Regions from separate parts of the Mus musculus genome. Here region 2 is linked to region 1. Evidence: chromatin contacts called from ENCODE POLR2A ChIA-PET data. All regions are on one chromosome and are shown on one strand. Each heading gives the region's core, a stretch centred on a gene start or an enhancer-like site at or near the end of the contact. The rest is flanking DNA. Distances are from core to core; before and after follow the strand shown. Region 1 holds the start of Fasn (fatty acid synthase). Region 2 holds the start of Mafg (v-maf musculoaponeurotic fibrosarcoma oncogene family, protein G (avian)).

Region 1 (7,084 bases), core at 4,403-6,902:
CTGTCTGCTCACGATACAGATGTCTTGATGTAGGCAGAACAGCCAGAAAGAGACATAACAGGTCCATCCAGTGTCCTCAGCTGCCAAAGTCATCTTCAGGAGGGATGGTGGGACCCAACCACTGAGGGCTCCCTCTCTGAACCCCGTGGCAGTGGACACTTGCTGAAGTCCTTGCTTTTCTGCTGTGATACAGCTCTAGAGAACATGGTATCCAAGAGGCCTGAGGATGGAGCCCAAGCTGCTAGCCATGCAGCTTTGGGTGCCCCAAGGTGACGGTGAGGAGTGAGGTAGCATCTGATTACTGAGAGCAAAGGCTCCTTTAGGGAAATGCATGAGGCAGGGGGTGGTACAGGCCACACTGAAGGCTTGGACTCTGGTAGCCTTGGAGAGTCTGAAGGGCCAGAAGTGTAATACGACCTAATTGATAAGCATGACAGAAAAAGGAGCTCAGGGTATAAACGCCAAGAAAACTAGGTGCACACACGATCCCGTGGGCATAGAGAGATCTCAGTGAAGGCTGCTTAACCCACAGAGACAGGGTTGACTGAGCAGGCAAGCCTAAGATGGGACAGAAAGGTCTTGACTGCTGTGCCTAGGGCCACAATGTGAACTGAGCCTTGAGCTGTAGCCAGGGCCAGGGCAAGCCCTCCTCAGCTCCAAGGCAGCTCCTAGAGACCTCACTGAGTCCAGTCCTTTGCAAAGCCACATCAAGGTATCCATAGAGTTGGGAGGTCACACCATATCCTGGAGCCAAGCAGCTGGGATAGTAGCTCTGAAGGTGACTTGTGGACCTAGGAATTTCAGAAGCAAGACAGGGGAGGCTCAGAAAGCATTACCCTTGATAGTCAGACACTTTAGTGTAGATGAGAGCCAGGCCCATCTCCAAACACAGACAGCACCCCTCCCCAGACTCCAGGATCAAGTGTTGAGTGAAGACATGCCAAGGCTCTGCAGTAACCCACACATGGAGCCACAAGACTCCAATACCTCTACCTCCATTAAGAGCCACAGGGACTGAAATATCTTACAGACACAGAACTTTCCACAGGTCAGGTGCTGGGCAGAGGCAGCTCAGTCGGAGACTGATGTTCAGGAGTATTTGGCTGACAATGTCCTAGACAGCTGTTTGTCCTGACTTCTCCCTGGTGCCTACTACTCAAGAGCCCAGGTGACAAAAGAGAGTGCCAGATAGGGAGAGTGGGCAGTTACTGGTCAGACCTCAGGTCAGCACAGGTGAGAACCAAACCTCTAGTCCAGGGACTCAGGCCCCAGGCAGGCTTCAGATACCTAGTGTCATGCCTCCCTCCCGGCTACATAGTAGTGGGCTGGGGCCCCCTGCCCTGAAAGCCACAGGGGGGACTGTCTAAAGAGGGGCCAGGAACAGAAACCAAAGGCCACAAAGCAGAGTGTCCGGTTCTTCCTCTGACCAGACCTACTCAGGAACAGTTCAAGTACATGTGTCTAGCTCTCAGTGCCTGTTAGAAGCTACTTGTCTGACAGTGGTCTGAGTGACAGCTCCATTGTGACCACCCCACTTGTTGGACCGGGCTAGTTCCTTCCTTGGCCTTTGCCCCTGCCTGTGCCAGGTGGGCAGCGAGAGGATCTAGCATGAAGCCCTTTCTGTGATTCCTGCCCCTTCACGATGATTTCTGGAAGACTTAGAGGGGGAAGAGCCATGTGATATAGCAGCTGATGTCTGGGAGAGAGATGGGGTGGGAACATCTGTGTAAGAGAAGGGTGGTCTGGGTCTGGAGAGCCACACTCAGCTAGCAGGAGTCCTCAGGGTCCAGGATGGCTCCCGAGTCAGACAGCAGAGCCTGCTCCAGCAGGAGCTACAGCAGAAATGGCCCTAATGAGGTTGCTGGTTCTAAATGTTTCAAAAAGTCTCATCAGAAAGCTGGACATAGTATCACATACTTGTAACTCAGTTCTCACCAGGCTGAAGCAGGAGGATTGCCATGAGTTTGACGCCAGCCTGGATTACAAAGCAAGACCCTGACTTAATGGAGACAGACACAAAGAGAAAGAGATTCCTGCATAGTCTCGGGATAGCAAAATAGAAATAAACAGGATGGGAAGCAGGGAGGAGGGCAGCTCACTTCCCTGGAGCCCATGCGAGCACTCAGGCTCCATGCCCACGGCACTCTGTGGCTGTGACGACTCTTACCCTAGTCAGTGCCCGTTCAGTGTGTTCCAGGTCCATGGGAGTCACAGAGCAGTGGACCGACAGACAGACATGCACATCTCCTCCCAGGTTGCCTCATGCACATAAGGCAGCTGAGTTAAGGCTGGCAAGCAGTGGGGCTGTGTCCCCAGGATACCAGAGTCAGCTGTAAAGAGAGAGCGTGGGGTGCGTGCACTTCATCCCTGCACTTGGGAGGCAGAGGCAGGCATGTCTCTAATTTCAAACAGTTTGCATAGTGAGTTCCAAGTAAAACCAGAAGCTTCCTGTCTGCTGGGCCAGGCTGCCAGGGAGGAAGGACAGGTCTGTGTGTCCCCGAGGGAAACGAAATGGTTTTAGAAAAGATATACATTTTTAGTGTCAAAGACTCAAAGGACAGAAAAGCTCAAAAGACAAAGATAGCCATCTACAAAGCTAGAAATGGCTTACTAGCAGGCATTTACCCATTACGTCTGGGTTCTAGCAGCAGCCGCAGCCACAGCAGCAGTAAAATGACCACTTAGACCATGGTTCAAGTGGACACTGGCAGGGCTGCTCTAGGCTTTAACCTGTACCCGTGTGGAGTACAGCTTGCCAGACAGTCCTTGGCCTGTCTCTGTTAGGGATGTAAGTGGTCAGAAGCGTTCATGAACACTCCCTGTTATACTCAAGCCCCAGGGACAGGACGAGGAAGGACTGAACTCTCAATGGGGTAGCCTGGCTTGAATGGGAGGGGGGGCCACCTGCTACCGCCGCCACCCCCCCCCCCCCAGCCCTTAGGAAACAGTCACAGCATCTCAGGGTGTTTTGGTTTTTGCTTTCTTTTGTTTCCATAGCCCAGATTTCTGTGTGCTAGGGGAGAGGCAGGCCTAGGATCAGTTGAAAATATGTGAAGCCCATGCCCACACACACCTCTTGCACCCTAGTCAGGACCCAACACAGTTGCTGCCACTGGCTAGTGCTAGGTCACTATGGAGGGCCTGCTGGCCTGTATAGGCTCTCACAAAGAAAAACAGAATATGAGTCCCTACAGGTTGTTATGACATGACCAACTCTGAGCACATACCCTTCCCATGTTCCTAACCTACATCTTTTTCTACTTCTTGCCTGTAGAGTGTCCAGCACCTTCAAGACCCAGCTGTTTCCAAAAGGTCAACCGGAGCCCTGTCCCCATACAAAAGGCCTTTGCTGTCAAAGGGCTAAAGATGGAAGCTCAGCCAAAAGCCACACCCCCCAGACCCAGCAAGTCTCACCCAGCTAAACCTACAAACTGCCAGCAGCAGCGGCCCTCTAGGATCCGCAACTACAACCTCAAGGACTAAGTCTCAGCCTCCTGCAGGAGACTGCACAGGGGCTCCACCTTGTACGTGGGGCCTGTGGTTATACAAGTTGGGAGTGAGAATACACATGGTATACAGGTGGGTTGTGAGCACAGGACAGCATCCCAAATGATGGCCTTTCTGATGCTAAAGAGCAATTAAAGCCTCCTCCATCTGTTTGGCCTGTGAAGTTGTCTGTCTTGTCCTACTTGGGGAATGCAGGCTGGATCCTGGGCTGGCCTCTGCCCCCTGCCTGTCACCACCCACAGCCACTGTGCACTCGCCCTGTCGGTGACACTGTCCTCCAGAGCCTGGTGGGCAGAATAGAGTGGCCACCTGCAAAGTATGTCCCCAAGGAACACTGTATGAGAGGTCCTCCCGGGAGCATGGGCCTGGCCACCCAGAGGCCCAGTCTCGGAACCAGACCCATCTGCCTACTGAAAACCTCATGAGACCTGCCTGACCACTTCCTGTCCATAGCATGACTTAAAGAGGCCCATGGCCTTAGCCTTGCTGGGTATCAGACACACAGGGCTGCAGGGTCCAGGCAGCTCCCAGGTCCAGGTTGTTGTGTGTCCTTGACTAATCATGTGACTCTTGCAGCTTCATTTTTGCATCTCTGTGTGTAAAATCCTGACAGTGATTCCAGGCTGGCTGGCTCACATGGTGGGCCATCACAACATTACAGGGAAGCCCACACTCAGTAATGTGGTCTTGGATGCCAGTTGAATAACTCAGGCCTAGGTAGCAGACATCTGCAGATCACTCCTGCTGTGGGTCTGTAGTAGGTAGCTCTCAAGGTGCATATGCAAAGAGAGAGCCATAGGATGCTTTTACAAGAGCCCACCTAGGTACACTGTGCTGTTTTCACGACTGGCAGGGGCCATGGCAGGCCATCCTGACGTGGCTCTCTCATATCCACATCTGGCAATCCACTTTGTTTGTCACGTGTTTCTGAGATGTAGCCATGCAACTTCCTTTGGTGAAAAGATGATCAGAGAAGTTTGCTCTGCCCTCAGCATCCTGCTCTGTGCACGGCCCAGACTCTGCATCCCTGGGTTACATCTCCTCCAGCTGAGACCCTGACAGCTGCAGAGGGCAGAGCTCTGCTGACCACTTAGGGTTGGCCAGCAGCCTGGCCAGTGAGAAGGCAAACATGACCTATCTCAAGGCACCAGGAGCTGGGGTGGGACTGCTCTGGCTAGTATGTGTACAGGCCTTTTGTAAAACTTTCCTAGGCTGGCCCTGAAACCCAAAGACACCCACAAAGGCATAGGGGCAAAATGGGAGAGCTTGGGGGCAAGCCAGCTTATGGGCAGAATACACCTGCCAGTCCTATAGGCTGCCCTTCAGGGTCCCTGCTTAGCCTCCTTCCACAGAAAGCCTGGGTGGATAGCCAAGTTGGAGAAGCTAGAAGCCAGGGTTGACAAGCAAGGCTCTGAGGCTCTGGCTTTTGCTATAGACTTGCAGTCAAGGACCACTGACACTAGCCCCCTTCCCCCTCCCCCCCACTCCCGGGCCATTACCCCATAAGGAGGTCAGTCTTAGTGGCCTGGGCCTGTAGTGGAAGGACAGGAGGGAAGGGAACAACCTCTCTAGGCACTCAAGGGACCCAACCCTGAGAAGTCTGTGTCTTTTTGGACGGTGAGTTTTGTCATCCCCCGCCCCCAAATTCGATAACCCTTTGAAAAGAGGAATTTAAAGGGAGGGAGGGAGAGGGTCCCGGAAACTCAGGGAGGCGCGCAGCAGCTCCTTTGTTCCCACCAGGCGGGGGAGGGGTGGTATCCCGCTCGCCAGATGGCCGCGCCTGGACACTGAGCGGACTCCGGAGGCCGCCACACGCGCCCGTCAGTGTTCCCTATCCTGCCTACTGCTCCCGTCCCTGCCCGCATCCTGGTCTCCAAGGTGGCCACAGAGGGTGGGAGTCCGAGAAAGCTGGGCCACGATGACCGGTAGTAACCCCGCCTGAGGCGCCCTCCGCCAGGGTCAACGACCGCGCTTGCGCGGGGGCCCGCGAAGTGCTTTGCCGCTGTTGCCGGCCCATCACCCTATTGCCTAGCAACGCCCACCCGCGCGCCGCCATTGGGCCACCGAGAACGGCCTCGGTGTCCAATTGGTTTCGATGTGGAGCAGGCCACGCCCCTCGGTTCCGCGCGCGCTACGATCGCGGCGTGGAATCGCAGCGACACGGACCTGTCCCCCCGCGTGGCCCTGGTGTCCTCCTCAGTGCAGAGTTTCCAGTGTGACCAAGCACGCCCGACCCACACTGCGCGCGCACAGTGCACACCTGGCACCGGCCGCGAGGGGGTGGGGGTGGGAGGACAGAGATGAGGGCGTCGGGATGAGCCCCGCGTGGCCCGCGCGAGGCCGGGGGCGGGGACGGAAGCAGGCGGGGGCTGCGCGTTCCTTGTGCTCCAGCGCGCGCCCGTGCAGGGTCCCGGCTGGGGGCGGCGCGCGCGGGCATCACCCCACCGGCGGCGGCGCGCCGGGTCCCGGGGCGCAGCCCCGACGCTCATTGGCCTGGGCGGCGCAGCCAAGCTGTCAGCCCATGTGGCGTGGCCGCGCGGGGATGGCCGCGGTTTAAATAGCGCCGGCGCGGCCTAGAGGGAGCCAGAGAGACGGCAGCGGCGTCCCGTCCAGTTCGCCTGCCGCGCTCCTCGCTTGTCGTCTGCCTCCAGAGCCCAGACAGGTACGCCGCTGCGTTCGGGGTTCCGGGGCGGCAGGCCGGTGTCGGGATGCCACGGCTCCAGTGGAAGGATAGGCGGGCGCCCATCCTCGGCACCCCTGCGCTCACAAAAGCGCCGCCGCGCCCCTCCGACAGCCAGCCACCGGGCTGAGCTCCGCGATCAGGCCGAGAGGGGCGCGGGAGGGGTGTGCGGAGAGCCAGCGCGGCGGGCCGCTGTCACGTGGGCGCCGCGCCAACCGGGTGCAGGAGTCTGGGCGCCTCGTGGATGGGGCCGGGGCCTTCACTCGCACTGGGCGGCTTTGGCAGGGCGCAGGAGGCCGCGGTGGTACCCGGGCTTCAGCTTGGAGAAGGCAGATGCGGGTCTGGGTGCGCACGAGGCCCCAGGGGCCTCAGCGGAAGTCATCAGACCATCCAGGCCTCACCGGCTGGGTGGCACGGAAGCCTTCTCGTTGGACTACGGTTGCAAGGCCTGAACTGCCCTGGGCAAGTGCCTTAGGGACAGGAGGATCTAGCAGATCCTTCTGCTGCCTCGGCCAGGTTACAAAGTGTTCGACCAGATGGCGAGAGGCTTCACCTTTCCCCTAACCGCACCAAGCTGAGAGTAGTATTCCAGGTCGGACCTTGCTGAAAGGGTCCATTGGCAGGGGATCGGTTTGCCTCAGCCCTGCTAGGCCTGGGCACTCACTAGTTGTCGGGCCTGTTCCCTCTGGGTCCTAACCAAGCCTGGCGTCCTGGCTGGCACTGAACGGCAGTCAGTCTCCACCCTCTTCGTGAAAGGGAAGCGCGCTGGCTTCCCCGTGGCTTAAGGTGAGAGTGCCCCAGACCCTGTTTCTTGAAGCCCCACTTCTGTTTGCAAGTTCCTGATTTGACTAGCCTGGGATGGAGCATCCAGTAGGCAACTGGAGATCCTATGGTCCC
Region 2 (7,234 bases), core at 105-2,604, 190 kb after region 1:
ATAAGACCTCAAAGCCTGTCCCCACAGAGACAATCGTCTTCCAACAAGACCACACCTCCTAATAGTGCCATTCCCTATGGGCCAAGCATTTAGACACGGCATTTAGAATTCATGCAGGCCATTTCTATTCAAACCACCACAAGGCATAAGGAGTAATTCTCTGTATTCTGAGACTCTGGCTACAGCCAGTGAAAGATAAAAGCTCCCCCCCCCCCACTCCCCAAAGAAATACAATGTAAAGAATTACTTTTTGAGGCTGGGTGTGGTGGCACATGTTTTTAATCCCAGCACTAGAGAGGCAGAGGCAGTCGGATCTCTGAGAGTTTGGGGCCAGCCTGGTCTAAACCTTGTCTCAAGAAACCAAATTTGACACAAAGGACACACACAGGCCCCCTCCAGCCTGCTTACCCCCTTTTCCTTGTCACCTATGTTACAGAACGAGTCACCTTTTCACGATTCCCAGAGAAGACAGGGTCAAATAGAACGTTCAGAACCTCGAAATGAAAACTTGATCCCTCCTACTTTCCTTCTTTTTTACTTTTTCAACAGCAGCGAGAAGTCTCACAGAAAAAGTAGCAGCAGAATGCACCCAAAGTAGTTTCAAATGCGGCAGAGAAGGGTTGGGCAAAGTGCACAACTCCTACAGTGCACGCACACTACCCGAAGAGATGGTCCACGGCCGCAGGTGAAGCCCCTAGCACCCTCCGGAGATTAGAATCATTAGTGAGCGTCCTCCAAGCCTTCGTGTCATCGTGGATAGTTTGGGGATCTGAGCTGGGGTTGGGGCTGTGCCCCTCAACAGCCGTGTCCTTTTCAGACTGCTGACCCATTTAGAATGAGGACGTCGCAGCAGAACGGGGTAAGGAACTAAATCACTGTGTCACACCTTCAAAACAGCAAATAGGTTCCCGCGTGGTGACGCTCATCTGTGAGTTCCGCTTTCAGGGGGCCGAGGCAGGAGCATCTCAGGGAATTGAAATCCAGTCTGCTCGCTGTACAGTGAAACTATGCATCCAAGTGAAGAAAATCAAACAAACCTCCCATAGACCTCGGTCTGAGTTGGTGTGGAGATCGGGAGGGAGCTAGAGGCATCCGAGTTGGGGCCACTCCGTAGAACCTGTCTCTGCAGGAGCACGGTCAACCCGGCGAGCGCCGGGACGACTCCCGCGAGACATTGCCAGGGCGCGGCGGGCGTTGCCAAGGGCAACGGCGCGGGGCTGCGCAGGCGTGATGGGGGCGCGCTCGCCTTGCTGCCGCCTCGCCTTTCCCTTTAAGCTTAGGCCAGCCGCGTCGCCGCTTCATGAATGGAACCCACGTGACCAAACATCATGTGACGTCTGAGGAGCGGCGGCGGCGGCGGATTCTGAGCCCGGTCCGGCCCGGCCTTCCCAGCGCGCTTGGCCCGGCCCGCGCAGGCGGCCAGTCCTCCTAAGCCCCCGGCCCGGACCCTTCGCGCCCGCCCCAGCCCCGCGCAGCCCCGGAGCGCGCGCGCGCGGCCCCGCCCCAGCCCCGCCTTGGCCCGCCCGGGCCCGCAGTGTGGTGAGTGCGCGGGGCTGGGGCGGGCGGCGGGGCCTGGCCTCGGGGTTGCGGCGCACCCGACGGCAGCGCGTGCCTTGGTTTCCCCGCCAGCCGGCTGTTCGCCTGTGTCCCCCTAGAGCCGGCGGACCGGGCGACCGCGAGGCTGGGGACGGGCGTGCGCGCGGCGGCGGACCCCGGGTGCCCTGCGGGGGGCGCGATTTAAGGGCGAGCTGCGCGCGTCTGCCCGGGTCAGCGGGGTGGCCGCACCGAGCTGCTGACTCATCAGGTGTCCGTCGGCTTCCGCGCGGGCGGGGTCGCGCGCGGGCCCACAGGGGAGGCGGCGGGGAGACCCTGCTGCGCGGCTTGGGCTCGCCACGCGGGTGCGAGCCCAGCGGAGACGTGCTGAGTCATCAGCATGAGGTCACTCGGTGCTCCTGCTGACGCTGGGCCAGGGCGGGGGGCCGGGGCCCGCTATCGGCCGGTCTAGTCGGGAGACAGGGCTCGATCCGGGTGGTGAAGGTCGGGCCGGGATCCGGGGTCGTGTTTAAGTTTGACAGACCTGTGAGTTGGAGGCAAAGGCTCCGAAGGAGGCATTGCAGGGGCGCGCCGCAGGTTTCTCCCGGGGTGGAAGGTAAAGCCCCGGGCGTGCGCATCCTTGCCTGGTTCTTGGGCTCCTGGCCCGGGTCCCACAACTGGGGCAGTTCCCCAAACCCGGAGACCGATCGGTGTACGCTGAGGGGAGGAGCTTAGGTGGGCCGAGCCAGCTCGTCTGGGAAGCAAGCTTTCCTTCTCTGTGACCCTGAATGGCCAGGCTTCGTCGGTCCTAGATGGGGAAGACCGGGAGGCAGGGGGAGAAGGGTCTGTGGCTTGAAAGAAGCTGGGGCAGCTCTAACCAGCTAAGGAGAGCAGAGTGTGGATCTAGGCAGCTGGTGAGAGTTTTTGAGGTGCAACCATGGAGTAGAAGATGTAGTTTTATTTATCCCAATGTTATTCCTTTCAGAAGAGTTTGGGGTCCCACTGTTGCCTGGAGTTACCAAAAAGTGTGTGTGCCCTGTTGGGTGTCTGGAGACTCTTGGGAGGTGACAGTTTTGTGGGGTGTGGCTGAATGGCTGTTTACTGACTTATCTGTCGTGAAGGTTCTTGAACTCCATCCTACTGCTTTCCTTGCCCAGGGATTCATGTCTAGACTGTGCTTACCTTGTGGTTTGTGCTAAGGGATGTCCCCTTAACCCTGAGCCCTGAGGCTGCTCATAGGTGCAGTGTTTTTTTCATTTGGTGTGGAACTTGCCCTATGAAACTTCAAGGTTCCAGAAAATTGTTAAACTCCGGAGGCACTGTGCTTCAGTGAACTTAATGTTTTCCGTTCTCTTCAAACAATGTCAGTACCTGAAGGAGAGAAGACCTACGTAGGGGGTCTCCTGCATTGAGGTTTACAGGCAAGGTTTAGCAAGGAAGGGTCACTATCTTGCTTGAGACTAATGTCCAGATTGTCTAGTGTGAGAGGACAGAGGTGCCCAAACCCCTTCTTTAAGGGTCAGCCTGAATGAGTGGTCCAGAGCCCCTTGGTGTCTTGAGTCTGTCCATAACTGTGAGTACTTGGAGGGCTGAGTTGGAGGCAGCAGGTCCAGATCAGCTTCTCTGAGCTTCTTCCTCAGGCTCTGGAAAGCTCTCTAAACTGTATCCCTCAGCACAGCTGTCCCCCCCAGAACTGTCTGCCTAGTCACTGTGTCCCTAGGTTTGCAGAAGCCAGGCAGGTAGCTGGAAGAATTGGCTTTCCTGAGACCTGCCCTTCCCCCTTAAGCACACATGCGTATAAACATGTACACACACTCGCTCTAACACACACACATTCTCTCTCTCTCTCTCTCTCTCTCTCTCTCTCTCTCTCTCTCTCTCTCTCTCTCTCTCTCTCTCTCTCTCTCTCTCGTGCACCTTTGATCAGGAGGCAGTTGGCTGCACTTGTGCTGAGTTCAGGCCTTTGGTGGAGGTAAAATCTGTTGAGAAGGCACTTTTCAGCTCCCAGCCGCCACACTCTGCACTTTCCTGTGCGATCTCAGGAAGTCACCGTTTTGAGCTCAGCAGTCTGTATAAGGGAAGCTCCTGCCAGGACTGTCCCCTCACCTCGACTTATGCTCCTAGTGTGAGTATAGGGCCAACTTGTAAGAAAGACAGATGCCCTTCAGACCTCTAGATCTGAGTTCTGCCTTTCTCTTTGATCTAGCAGTACTGTTGCCTCTGAAAATGCTCCTAATCTAGTCCTGTAGATTTAGTCCTGGTTTGCTTGCTCAGTGTTTGCATGTAGCCACACCTCCTGTTCAAAGCTAAAAGCAGTAGGGTAAAGCTAATGAGAATGTGTTAGTTCCTTTGATAAGATGAACCAACTCCCCATCCAGCACATTTTTGCCTGAAGTGCTCACAGACCTGCAGCAACCTCACTTCCCTCATTTCCCTGCACCTAACCTGGAAAGGAGAGGATGTGCCTGTGGGACTGGTGGGTGTTGGGCTAAGTGGGGATTCCCAGCCTAGGTACACAAGAATGTCCTTGGCAAGGCTTTAGAAAGCTGAAAATGAGGTTGAGCCCGGAGGGGCGGCTGACTGTAGGAGGGACCTGTTTTGCTTTTGTTCCCTGGCCCTGTGGTCACTGACCCTAGGCAGAGAGCCAAAGACCAGTCAGTGACCTGAAGGGGCTGGCTCTTGCCTGCTTCCAGCTAACAGTGCTCTTCCTCTGCTAATTGTGGGAGCCCTTGTGAAACACCCTGTGTCGGGTGGGGCAAGAGTACAGGATGCTGCAACCAAGCCACAGGATGGTTACCCCATCTGTAAAGGAGATGGACGGGGAGGACTGGAGGGGCCTGGGCTCAGCTCCTCCCAGCCGGATTGCCTGCTACCTGGAAGGTGAGAGGATTCCCAGTCAGCCAGTTAGAACAAACCTTATCCTCTGCCAGACTGAGGCAGGAAGCAACCTCCTACCTAAGTCCTAGAGGGAGAAAGGGCTTTCTTTTGTCCTGGGCCAGCTTAGGGAACATATATGGGAAGTAGGACCTTGGAATACAGGGTCCCTGGCTGATCCTTGCTTGCTGTTGGTCCCAGTAGTGGGTCTCCTGGGGAACTGCTGGCTGGCCAAAGGACCGGGAGAACGGCTCAGGAAGGGAGGGAGGCGATCCGCTGAGTCAGCATGACTCGCCAGGAACAGGGCGCTCTGGGGCAGCACTGGGGTTATTTTTAAAGCTCAGCTTCCTTCTAGGCTTGCCCCTCCTGCAGCCCAGACCTTCTAATCTCTCTCTGCTCCCTTTGTCTTCTGCCTTCACATTGCTCCTGCTTCTTCCCTGGGAAAAAAATCTCCCGACCTCCCACCTGGCTCTCTAGGGACAGGGCCTTCTGAAGCAGCCAAGCTCAGGTCAGGTGAGGGGCAAGGTTCTGTGGGCTGAGCACCAGGCAGCAAGCTTCCTGTTGGGGTGTAAAAGAGTCTCAGGGTCCTGACCTATGCTCTGTGTCTTGCAGAGTGCCTGCTCACTGTGTCCCCCGGGTTATGACGACCCCCAATAAAGGAAACAAGGCCTTAAAGGTGAGTAGAGAGGCTGGGCTTGGGGTGCGTCGGGCTGGGCATGCCTACTCTGCCATGACCCTGTGTGCTGTGCCACTCCAGGTGAAGCGGGAGCCAGGCGAGAATGGCACCAGCTTGACCGACGAGGAGCTGGTAACCATGTCGGTGCGAGAGTTGAACCAGCACCTGCGAGGCCTCTCCAAGGAAGAGATCATCCAGCTGAAGCAGCGGAGGCGCACACTGAAGAACCGGGGCTACGCGGCCAGCTGCCGCGTCAAGCGGGTGACACAGAAGGAGGAGCTGGAGAAGCAGAAGGCGGAGCTCCAGCAGGAGGTGGAGAAGCTGGCCTCGGAGAATGCCAGCATGAAGCTGGAGCTCGATGCCCTGCGCTCCAAGTACGAGGCCCTGCAGAACTTTGCCAGGACCGTGGCCCGCAGCCCTGTGGCCCCAGCTCGGGGTCCCCTTGCTGCTGGCCTGGGGCCCCTGGTTCCTGGCAAGGTGGCTGCCACCAGCGTCATCACAATAGTAAAGTCCAAGACGGATGCTCGGTCATAGGGACACGTGCAGTTGCCAGGCAGGTCTTTGAGGGGCCACTAGGTGCGTGGCAGAGTTGGCAGCCCCGTCCCTCTTCCTTTCATTTCCCTTCCTTTCTCCTCTCCCTTCCCTGTTTCCTTCCCTGCAAAGCACAACCTGCACCCAGGGGCACTGGGCTGAGCCCCTTGATCATCTTCGTTGTCACGCCTGTGTTTCGTACGTTGGGATCAGCCAGTTCAACAGTGATGTTGGGTTGCCCTTAACCCCTTTGTACCAAGGCCGTGCAGGCTAGGAGTCCAGAGTGGGCGCTGTGGGAGTGGACGAGAGTGCACGTGGGCAAGTGTACTGGTCTTGGGGCTGCCCTTGTCTCCCTGGTGGTCTGCAGTGGGATTTGAGCGCTTTCCTTTCAGAAGTCCAGTGGGGCTCTCAGCTTAATCCAGAAGGAAGAGATGGGCTCTGCCCTGAAAAGTGGTTATGTCTTGACGCCCCTGGGTGAATAGGCCACCAGCCTGGGCACTGGGGCAGGAACCATGGTGCTGGAGCCTGGCACAGTGCACCGGACAAGACCGAATCGCCGGTTATGAGTGTGGGTGGAAGGTGTGTCTGTGTGTCCGATGGGTCCGGTGTCACTGTTTACATGACCTATTTGTGTGGTTATATAGCCCTTTATTTAAAAGAGAAGTTCCTTTTACGGAGTTATTAAATTATATGTTTAAGAGCTAAAACGAAAAAAAAAAGCTGCAGAGTATTTATAAAATTGTCTTAAAAAACAAAAACAAAAACAAAAAAAACATTTGACCGTATACATGGAAAAGGGAAGAAAGTATAGTAGAAACTTTGCTAGTTTAAAAAAAAAATCCCTTTCTTGTAAACCTGGGGACAGCGCTGTGGCTGTTGGAGTTTAGTTTTTATACACAGAGTTATCAGACATTACTTATAAAACTTAGTTTAAAAAAAGAAAAAAAAAAAAAAGCCAAGCTGCGAGCCTACCGGAGGCCGTCCTCTTTGATATCTCTTTTGCAATTGTACCGAAAGTGACTTACTCCTCTTCCCTTCCTGCTTCCGTCTTGCCGGTGCCGTGGTGTTGTCCGTGCCTGGTGAGGTTTTGTGCAGCCGTAAAGTGCTGGTGCTTCTGGTGACCTTTGACCTGTGGCTGTCCCTGTGTTTTGTGTGTGTGCGTATTTGGGTTTTTTTTTTTTTTTTTTGGGTTTTGTTGTGGTTTTGCTTCTGCGGGCTTGCTGGACCTGGGCAGGATGTACTCCCCTGGGGTACCGGGGCCTGCCTGCGGCTTACCTTCTGCTGCACTTCTCCATTCCTCTGCCACGTGGTCCCTCTGAGCCTTTGCTTGGCATTGTGGGTCTAGGGCTTGGGTTAAGGCAGTGGCAGAGTAAGTGAAGTTGGGAGCTATCGGCCCCCCACGCTGCTTCCACATCCACCACCTCTGGCCCTGGGTGGTGACATTGCAGGGACCAAGGTGTCACTGTGGGTGCCCACAGGGCTGTGGCCTACCTGTCCTTGGCCGTCTTCCTTCTGGCCTCAGCTTAGTTCCTATAGGCTTCGTTGGGGTCTCCGCCCCAGGGCCCTCCCTTGTGGGTTGGGAGACCTGTCACTCACGTGTTTCTGAAGCCCCGTTCTGTG

What was found. ChIA-PET counts read pairs that join two places held with the same protein, here RNA polymerase II (POLR2A).
Region 2: POLR2A ChIA-PET joins it to region 1 with 15 read pairs in Patski. The contact joins the promoter of Mafg here to the promoter of Fasn in region 1. POLR2A ChIA-PET finds 5 or more read pairs at or near these places in 2 of 5 experiments (Patski and embryonic stem cell).

Annotation. Positions count from the first base shown.
Region 1 is chr11:120,823,115-120,830,198 of GRCm38, reverse strand. It overlaps Fasn (fatty acid synthase), which reads left to right and starts at 5,652. Exons shown (of 43, transcript NM_007988.3): 1 at 5,652-6,169. It overlaps Ccdc57 (coiled-coil domain containing 57), which reads left to right. Exons shown (of 19, transcript NM_027745.1): 19 at 3,275-3,657. The coding sequence ends at 3,483.
Region 2 is chr11:120,627,667-120,634,900 of GRCm38, reverse strand. Mafg (v-maf musculoaponeurotic fibrosarcoma oncogene family, protein G (avian)) reads left to right here and starts at 1,354. Exons shown (of 3, transcript NM_010756.3): 1 at 1,354-1,539; 2 at 5,020-5,083; 3 at 5,165-6,553. The coding sequence starts at 5,048. The coding sequence ends at 5,617. Gm17586 (predicted gene, 17586) reads right to left here and starts at 1,151. Exons shown (of 3, transcript NR_165823.1): 1 at 409-1,151.